Regions from separate parts of the Homo sapiens genome. Here regions 1 and 3 are each linked to region 2. The links are chromatin contacts, found by Hi-C or POLR2A ChIA-PET in ENCODE. All regions are on one chromosome and are shown on one strand. The core of a region is the stretch at or near the end of the contact, and the rest is flanking DNA. Distances in the headings are between cores, read along the strand shown. Region 1 holds the start of TELO2 (telomere maintenance 2). Region 2 holds the start of MSRB1 (methionine sulfoxide reductase B1). Region 3 holds the start of E4F1 (E4F transcription factor 1).

What was found. A loop is a pair of places that touch in the nucleus more often than their neighbours do. ChIA-PET counts read pairs that join two places held with the same protein, here RNA polymerase II (POLR2A). Pooled maps may share reads with other maps.
Region 1: a map of CD4-positive, alpha-beta memory T cell shows a loop between it and region 2 (10-fold over the local background). The contact joins the promoter of TELO2 here to the promoter of MSRB1 in region 2. A Hi-C loop is called at or near these places in 2 of 168 maps with a recorded cell type or tissue (CD4-positive, alpha-beta memory T cell and naive thymus-derived CD4-positive, alpha-beta T cell), 3 of 37 single-sample maps with no recorded cell type and 10 of 50 pooled maps.
Region 3: a loop to region 2 is called in a pooled map, with 15 times the contacts of the local background. The contact joins the promoter of E4F1 here to the promoter of MSRB1 in region 2. A Hi-C loop is called at or near these places in 2 of 37 single-sample maps with no recorded cell type and 13 of 50 pooled maps. POLR2A ChIA-PET finds 5 or more read pairs at or near these places in 3 of 52 experiments (A673, AG04450 and WTC11).

Annotation. Positions count from the first base shown.
Region 1 is chr16:1,492,033-1,494,732 of GRCh38, reverse strand. TELO2 (telomere maintenance 2) reads right to left here and starts at 1,373. Exons shown (of 21, transcript NM_016111.4): 1 at 1,128-1,373; 2 at 117-487. The coding sequence starts at 451. RefSeq lists silencers at 936-1,135, 1,146-1,195, 1,366-1,455 and enhancers at 668-1,568, 1,666-1,715.
Region 2 is chr16:1,941,733-1,944,486 of GRCh38, reverse strand. MSRB1 (methionine sulfoxide reductase B1) reads left to right here and starts at 1,288. Exons shown (of 4, transcript NM_016332.4): 1 at 1,288-1,385. The coding sequence starts at 1,331. RPL3L (ribosomal protein L3 like) reads left to right here. Exons shown (of 10, transcript NM_005061.3): 10 at 1-513. It overlaps LOC124903625 (a long non-coding RNA gene), which reads right to left and starts at 1,693. Exons shown (of 2, transcript XR_007064940.1): 1 at 1,606-1,693; 2 at 1-1,502. RefSeq lists a silencer at 815-1,314 and an enhancer at 2,499-2,754.
Region 3 is chr16:2,222,230-2,224,929 of GRCh38, reverse strand. E4F1 (E4F transcription factor 1) reads right to left here and starts at 1,339. Exons shown (of 14, transcript NM_004424.5): 1 at 1,160-1,339. The coding sequence starts at 1,316. RefSeq lists enhancers at 905-1,044, 1,275-1,444 and silencers at 1,125-1,214, 1,505-1,644.

The sequences.
Region 1 (2,700 bases), core at 124-2,623, 450 kb after region 2:
CAGGCTCTCTCTCTAGCCCCTCACAGGGACTAGAGAGGCTCTTGGTCCAGTCCTTCAAGCCACTCTCATCACTTCTGAGGCTACCGGCAACCCCAGGATGGGCCCAGCCCACTCACCCCGCAGCACCCTCGATGGTCTCCATCAACACCAGGAAGGCTTGGTCCGCCGGGCCCTCCAGGAAGAAGCTGGCCCACAGCTCCTCCAGGCGGCCATGGGGCAGCAGCTCCAGCCAGGCTGGGCTCAGCCTGCTGGCAAGACATCTGAGGACAGGCGAGAAGTGGGCCGAGGCAAACTCCTCCTTCTCCCTCGGGAGCGCTGGAGGCTCCATCTCACCGAGATACCGCTTCAGGGACTCCAGGGTGCAGAAGATGTGGCCGCCATCCTCCGAAGACGAGAGGGCATGAATGGCTTCCCGGACGGCGAGTCGAACCTCTGAGGGTGCTGGCTCCATCCTGCAGGACAGATCTGGGCGTCACGGGAAGACGACCTGTGACATGGACACAGGGCTCAGCTTGGGGCACGGAAATAATCCACACAAGCTCAGGAAGCCCCTCGGTGAGCGCCCCGAGACCCCACACCCCTCAACCCTGGTCCCACCCAACCCTGTCCCGCCTCCTTCCCCTCCAGTGCCTGCCGGTTTCCACCCAGAGTTCGCTCCTCCGCTCGGACCCCAACGCTACCAGCCACTGCAGGGCTTCTCAACCCGGGCCACTGTGCCCAGGGAACATTCTCAGTTGTCTCAACCGGGAGTGCCACTGGCGCGAGAGGGAGGTGGAGGCTAGAGATGCTGGTGAGTGTTCCCCGGGCACAGCGCGGCCCCACGCGTCCTCGCACCCAAGGCGGGAAACTCGGCCCGCGGGAGCTGCCGGCCCTCCCGGCTCCCTGAGCGGTGAGAGGTGGCTCCAGTCGCCATTCCTCCGCCCCTTAGAAACCAACAGCTTACGGGGAACACGGGTTCGGGGCTAGAGGAGCCGCACGCGGACCCGCCCCCGATCCAGGCCCGGACCCCGACCTGTACCCGGACCCCGACCGGACTCCTACCCGACCTGGACCCGACCCAACCAGACCTGGAGCCCAACCCGACCCAACCGGACCCCCGATCCCCGATCCCCGACCCCCAACCCGACCTGGACCCGGCTCCCGGGTGACTGCAGCGCGCTCAGGCGCCGCGCGCCACCGATTCGCTGCAGCCGATTCCCCACGGCCGCCGCGGCCCCGGACGAAACGCGATCGCGGCCCAGCCGGTTGGCCCCGAGCACGAGTTCCTGGGTCCGGGCGAGGCTCCCGCGGGTTTTCTTGAGCCTCTGGGGCGGGTCTCCGCGGGCCTCTCAGCGCGAATCTGCGGAGGACGCCAGGCGGGAGGGCGCATCTGCGCCTGCGCTGCGCGGGGACGGGGCGGAGCCTGGACGCGGGAGCGGGGGGCGGTGGGGTGGGCGGGGCCTGACGCGTGAGTGGGGCGGGGCCTGAGGGCAGGGCCGCGCTTCCCCACGTGGCTGCGAGCTGGGTTCGCTGCGCCCGGGTGGTGGGTTCTCGCCTTAGTTTCTCCCATCTCGGTCGTCCCTACCCTGGAGTGATGTCAGCCGTCTCTTCCCTCCGCCTCGGGTCCCACATTCTCTCCAGAACGCCGAGCGTTCGCTCTAAGGCAGATGTTTACCAAGACAGGCCTGGCTCGTCTTCCCCGGATGTAAGGCTCTGCTTTCAAGGGTCAGAGGCCAGTAAGGGAAACGCACGGTACACAAGGAAGTAAAAGAGCAGTTGAGATCATGTCAGATCTGAACAATTGCAGCTCCGTAAATGAGGCCGGGTCGTGGAATAAAAACTGCGACCAGTAGGGTAAGCGCTAGACGCATGTGGCTCTGTAAATTAACTGAAGTTAAATAAGTCCAGTTCCCTTGCAGCACTAGCCCCATCTCAAGGGCTCGGTACTACCTTTGGCTGTGGCCGCCAGGCTGGACAGCCGGACACTGAACATTTACAACATGCAGTGCCTTCTGTACACCGCAGCGGAGTGTGGGGGGCTTCATCTTTGTGGAGGGGGCAATCCAGGAAGACACCTAAAGAGGCGCCATTTCAGCAGTGATGGATGTGGGAAAAGCTGGGGAACAGTTATCCATTCAACAAACATTGATTAAATGCCTGCTTGGTGCACCAAGCCTTCTGAGCAACAAATGATGCAAAGTTCCTGCTCACCTATCGGGGGAACAGATAAAGTACATACGAAATATGCCAGGTGACAGGCCTCGAGCAGAAAAACTGGCAGAGGCCGGGCCCGGTGGCTCACGCCGGTAATTCCAGCACTGGGAAGCTGAGGTGGGAGAATCGTTTGCACCCAGAAGTTCAAGAATGGGAAAAATAGTGAGACCCTGTCTCTACAAAAAATTTAAAAATTAGCCAGGCACGGTGTCATGAGCCTGTGATCCCAGCTACTCAGGAGGCTGAGGTGGGAGGATGGCTTGAGCCCGGGAGGTTGAGGCTGCAGTGAGCCATGTTCACTGCCACTGCACTCCAGCCTGGACAACAGAGCAAGACCCTGTTTCAAAAAAAAAAAAGGAATCAAAATAAAAAACCGGTAGGGTAAGAAAATAAGAGCCAGTGGCCGGGCACAGTGGTTCACACCTCTAATCCCAGCACTTAGGGAGGCCGAGACGGGTGGGTCACAAGCTCAGGAGTTCGAGACCAGCCTGGCCAACATGGTGAAAC
Region 2 (2,754 bases), core at 39-2,538:
AGGATAACTTGGCGGGTGGGGAGAGCCAGTGAGCCAGGAGAGCCGATTGGTCAGGGAGGAAATCACAGGGAGTCAGCTGTCTTCTTGCGCTGAGTCAGCTCCTGGGTGGTGGCCACAAGATCAGATGAGCCAGTTTATCAATCTGGTTGGTGCCAGCAGATCCATCAAGTTGCAGGGTCGGCAAAATATCTCAAGCACTGATCTTAGGGGCAGCTTAGGGAGGGTCAGAATCTTGTAGCCTCCAGATGCACGACTCCTAAACCATAATTCCCAATATTGTGGCTAATGTTAGTCCTAAAAATGCAATCTAGTCCCCAGGCAAGGAGGTGGTCTGCTTTGGGAAAGGGCTGTTACTGTCTTTGTTTTAAACTATAAACTGGCTGGGCGCGGTGGCTCACGCCTGTAATCCCAGCACTTTGGGAGGCCAAGATGGGCGGATCACCTGAGGTCGGGAGTTCAAGACCAGCCTGGCCAACATCGAGAAACCTCGTCTCTATTAAAAATACAAAATTAGCTGGGCGTGGTGGCGCATGATTGTAATCCCATCTACTCGGGAGGCTGAGGCAGGAGAATTGCTTGAACCAGCGAGTTGGAGGTTGCAGTGAGCTGAGATCGCGCTACTGCACTCCAGCCTGGAAACAGAGTAAGACTCCGTCTCAAAAGAAAGAAAGAAAGAAAGAAAAAAACAAAAAACTATAAACTGAGTTTCTCCCAAAGTTATTTCAACCTACCAGCAGGGATGAATAAGGACAGCTTGGAGGTTAGAAGCAAGATAGAGTCGGCTGAGTTAGATCTCTTTCACTGTTTCAGTCATCATTTTGCAAAGGCGGTTTCACCTGGGCGCGGAAAGGCTGCATGACCTCCGGCAGCTCCGGGCTTAGTACCAGGGACTGGACTGGGGGGACACGACCCTACGGATTCGCGCCGTCGCCCACCTGGCCAGGCCCCATGTGCGCCCCTAGCCACCAGGGCGCGAGGGGCGGCAGGGGCGGGGCCTTGGGGAAGCGGCCTAGGGGTGGTCCCTGGGAGTTTCCATGGGCGGGGCCTGCTGGGGAGATGCGATTGGACTGGCACCGGGGGGCGGGGCCTTGGGGAAGTGGCCCAGGAGTGGTCCCAAGGAGTCAACGTGGGCGGGGCCAGCTGGGAAGATCGTATTGGACCAGCCCTGAGGAGGGGCGGGGCCTCCCGGAGGCGGAAGCCGGGATTCGCCCTCCGGGGAGCGATTGGTCCTCGGGAGGGGCGGGGAGGTGGACGCGGGTACCGGCGGTCGTCGGGTCGGCAGCCTTTGGTCAGTTGGCAGCGGCAAGCGCGCTGCGGTTCCGGTGGCGCCATGTCGTTCTGCAGCTTCTTCGGGGGCGAGGTTTTCCAGAATCACTTTGAACCTGGTTGGTCCTGCGGCCTCTCGCTGGGAGGGCAGCGCGGCGGGGGGCGCGCATTAGCGGGGGCGCCGCCGTCGTCCGGGGGTGATGTCTCTCCCAAGCCGGGAATGGGGGCGAATGTGGCTGCCGGGGAGAAGCGAACAGGGGTCAAAAGGACTGCGGAGGAGTGGGGAGCCTGGGGGCGAGGAGAGTGGGGTACCCGAGGAGAGGGGGCCTTGGGGCTCACCGTCCTGGAGGGGGCAGGCCTCGAGTGTGAACGTGCCGTTTCGGGGGTGGGTCTAAGGGATCGGGATACGTGGGGGTGGTACCCCTTCCCTACCCCCTACACTCCAAAGTGATGGCGCTGGGGGAATTCGGGTTAGGGTCGGGGCTTCGGAGAGGCCAGGTTCTTGTCCAGGGCCAGCTCCTGTGGCCGGGGCGCCCCTTCGCGGGTCATCCCGCAGGTGTTACCCTGGCCCTTCCCATTCCCCCGAGTCCGGGATCTCTGGGAGGAGTCTGGCAAGCATAGAATGTCCCCTTCAGATCCTAATGTGCCGGCCCAGGTGCCTCCCCACCTGCCCAGGGACTCCAAATTGGGGAACCAGGAGTGCCACCAGGCACCTGCCAACAGCCCGTGAAGTTTGACCAGGCAGGCAGGATGGGGTGGTTTGGGGCATGGCCAGCCCTCCACACTGGCCCTGATGAATCCCTTCTGGGCTGGGCTCGCCTGGTAGTGGACTAATTTGGTAAAAACACATCCACAGGCAAGTCTGAGTGCACTGGTCTCCTTGGGCGGATCTGCTGGGTGGCACCCCTGTAGCGGGTTGGGCTGTGACACAGGACCATCCCGGCAAAGCCTCCCCCAGCAAGACTCTCTGGCTTTAGATCCCAGTTGTCCTCAGGCTGCTCTGCCAAGCCAGAAACTCCACTTCCACAGCAGCTGCTGGCTTCTCTTTGCTTTTTTCTCCAGTTCCTGGAAAAGGCTGGGTAGTTTACAGTCTCCAGGGGAGGCTGTCCCCAGGTGATGGGTGAGAGGTGACTCAGCACCCCTGGAGGTTCCTGTTTTCAGTCCTTAAAACAGTTCTGCAAGTCAGTTTTGCAACTTTCCCACCCCCTCCACTCCAAAGGGATCCTTTGTGGGTAGGCTGAAATCTGTTGTCCCCAGCCCTCTTTCTTCCTGGGCTCCTGTGTGGCCTGGAGGCCTTTTCTCTGGGACTGTTCTCTTCCTGCCTGGAGAGCAGAGCAGTGCCTGGGTATCCAGCTTAGGGCCTCGTTGGGCAGCAGGGAGGACCACTTGAGAAAGGAGAGGGACCAGGTGGTTGGGCCACATCAGGGCCCCTGCCCTCTATGTTCCTGGGGGAACTAGGGGGGCGAGGGGGAGCTCCGTGTCCTCATT
Region 3 (2,700 bases), core at 90-2,589, 280 kb before region 2:
CAATCTTTATTTTAATTCCCATGATGCTTCTATGAGGCAGCAGAGCCCGGAAGTTAAAGGGGCTGTGAAGGCCTTCACAGTGCTGAGATCCAATCCAACCCTTGCTACTTAACTACCTGGGTGACCCTGGTCATTTTCTTTTCTTTTGAGACGGAGTCCGGCTCTGCCGCCCAGGCTGGAGTGCAGTGGCGCGGTCTCGGCTCACCGCAAGCTCCACCTCCCGAGTTCACGCCATTCTCCGCCTCAGCCTCCCCACTACAGGCGCCCGCCACCACGCCCGGCTAATTTTGTTTTTTTGTATTTTTAGTAGAGACGGGTTTCACCATGTTGGCCAGGATGGTCTCCATCTCCTGACCTCGTGACCCGCCCGTCTCGACCTCCCAAAGTGCTGGGATTACAGGCGTGAGCCACCGCACCCAGCCCACCCGGTCACTTTCAGGTCTCCAACCTTCGATTTTCCTCATCCCCAAAATGAGAATAACAATAACATCCACCTGTCAGGACTGGTTTGAGAATGAAAAAACCTAAAGCAGGATAAGGGCTTGTTACATTACTGGCAGAAGCCGCCGCCCCATTCTGTAGGGGAAATAGAGGTTCACAGAGGTAGGGTCACCTACCCAGGATCAAAGAACTAGAAAGCGGCAAGTGTGGGACTGGAAGGGGCCACAGGCTGGCTGCAGTGCACCAGCCCTCTTGCACTAGGCTCTGCTGCCTCCCTACGGACAGGCCCAGAGCCCAGATCCTGGAGAAACCGAGGCCCCACCCTCTTGGAACCACCAACAGGGCCCTAGACGCCCATCAGGTGCAGGAGGAAGGGGCCCAGAGGAGGGGAGGGCCAGGCTCAGGCATCGGAGGCAGAGAAGGGCCGGGACGCCGGCGTCTGCGAATGTCTACACCGGGCGCCCGGGGGCTCAGCAACCCGCGAGCACTTGTGGACGCACACCAGAGAGGGGGGATGACAGGCGCCCCGCAGGAGAGGCCCGTGAGGGTCGCAGCAAACCTGGGGGTTTCGTGGAGGGCTGTGAGGGTCCCGCGAGATCCGCGAGGTGTCTGGGTCTGGGAGGGTCGGTCGAGCCCGCAGCTCGGGCCATCCGGGCCTCTGCCAGCCCGGGATGAACTGCCCGCACCCCGGCCGCACCCTCCGGGTCGGCCCGGTTACCTTCCTCGCTGAAGGGCGCCGGGAGGCCGAGGAAGCCGCTGGGGGCCAAGGCCGCCGCCACCGCCGCAACTGCACCCTCGCCCGCTTCCCGCCCGGCTTCGGCCTGGGCTTCTGCCGTATGAGCGGCCGTCACCCGCACTGCCATCGCGCCCTCCATGTCGCAACGCGCCGCAGGAAGATGGCGGATTTACGACCATGTCGTCATAACAACGGGCCGCGCCGAGGCCAGCGTGAGGGAACGGCAAGAGGAGGGCGGGGCAGAACCGGAGCGGATTGACGGACAGGCGGGGAGCCGGGCCTGGATAGCGGTGTGGCCTTAAAGGGCAGAGGCGGGGCCGGGCGCGCTGAGAGCGAAGATGGGGCGGGACTGTGGGGAGGGCGTGGTTACGGTGGAGCAGATTGCCAGCCAGGGGGCGGGGCGGCAGAAGGACCTATGTTCGAGGCTGCACTCGGATTTGAGAGCCAGAGAACGCGAGGGGCGAGCGGACTGGCGGCTGCTAGGCAGCCGCGCCCCAGCGCTTCCGTACCTAAGGACAGGTCGCCCCGCCCGCGGCTGCTGCTGGGAAGCCGCCACAGCTCCAACCAGGGGTGTGGTGCCTGCTGCCCACTGACCGCCTAGGGTGTTAGAGCCTCCCAAGATGGTTACCCGGGTCACGGGAAAAGAACACGGGTCGGGGATGGCTCATGGGTAGCTCTGCGAAGCTGTTTTATTCTTTTATATACTTTTAATTTTTTTTTCTTTCTTTTTTGAGACGGAGTCTCTTTCTATCGCCCAGGCTGGAGTGCAGTGGCGCGATCTCGGCTCACTGCAAGCTCTGCCTCCCGGGTTCACGCCATTCTCCTGCCTCAGCCTCCTGAGTAGCTGGGACTACAGGTGTCCGCCACCACGCCAGGCTAATTTTTTGTATTTTTAGTAGAGACGGGGTTTCACCGTGATAGCCAGGATGGTCTCGATCTCCTGACCTCGTGATCCGCCCGCCTCGGCCTCCCAAAGTGCTGGGATTACAGGCGTGAGCCACCGTGCCCAGCCACTTTTTAAATTTTTTAAAATTTATTTGCATTATGTATTTTAAATAGAGACAGGGTCTTGCTGTTTAGACTAGGCTGGTCTCAAACTCCTAGCCTCAAACCATTTTCCCATTTCGGCCTCCCAAAGTGCTAGGATGACAGGCGTGAGCCACGACTCCCAGCCACGTTGAATTTTTGGTTTTGGAGATGGGGGTTGTTTTTGGTTTTTGTTTGTTTGGGGTGTTTGTTTTTGAGACAGAGTCTCACTCTATCACCTAGGCTGGAGTGCAATGGCGCGATCTCACTGCAGCCTCCGCCTCCTGGGTTCAAATGATTGTCCTGCCTCAGCCTCCCGAGTAGCTGGGACTACAGGAGTGCACCACCATGGCCAGCTAATTTTTGTATTTTTAGTAGAGACAGGGTTTCACCATGTTGGCCTAGATGGTCTCAAGCTCTTGACCTCACGATCTGCCCGCCTCGGCCTCCCAAAGTGCTGGGATTACAAGCATGAGCCACCGCGCCCGGCCTGTTTT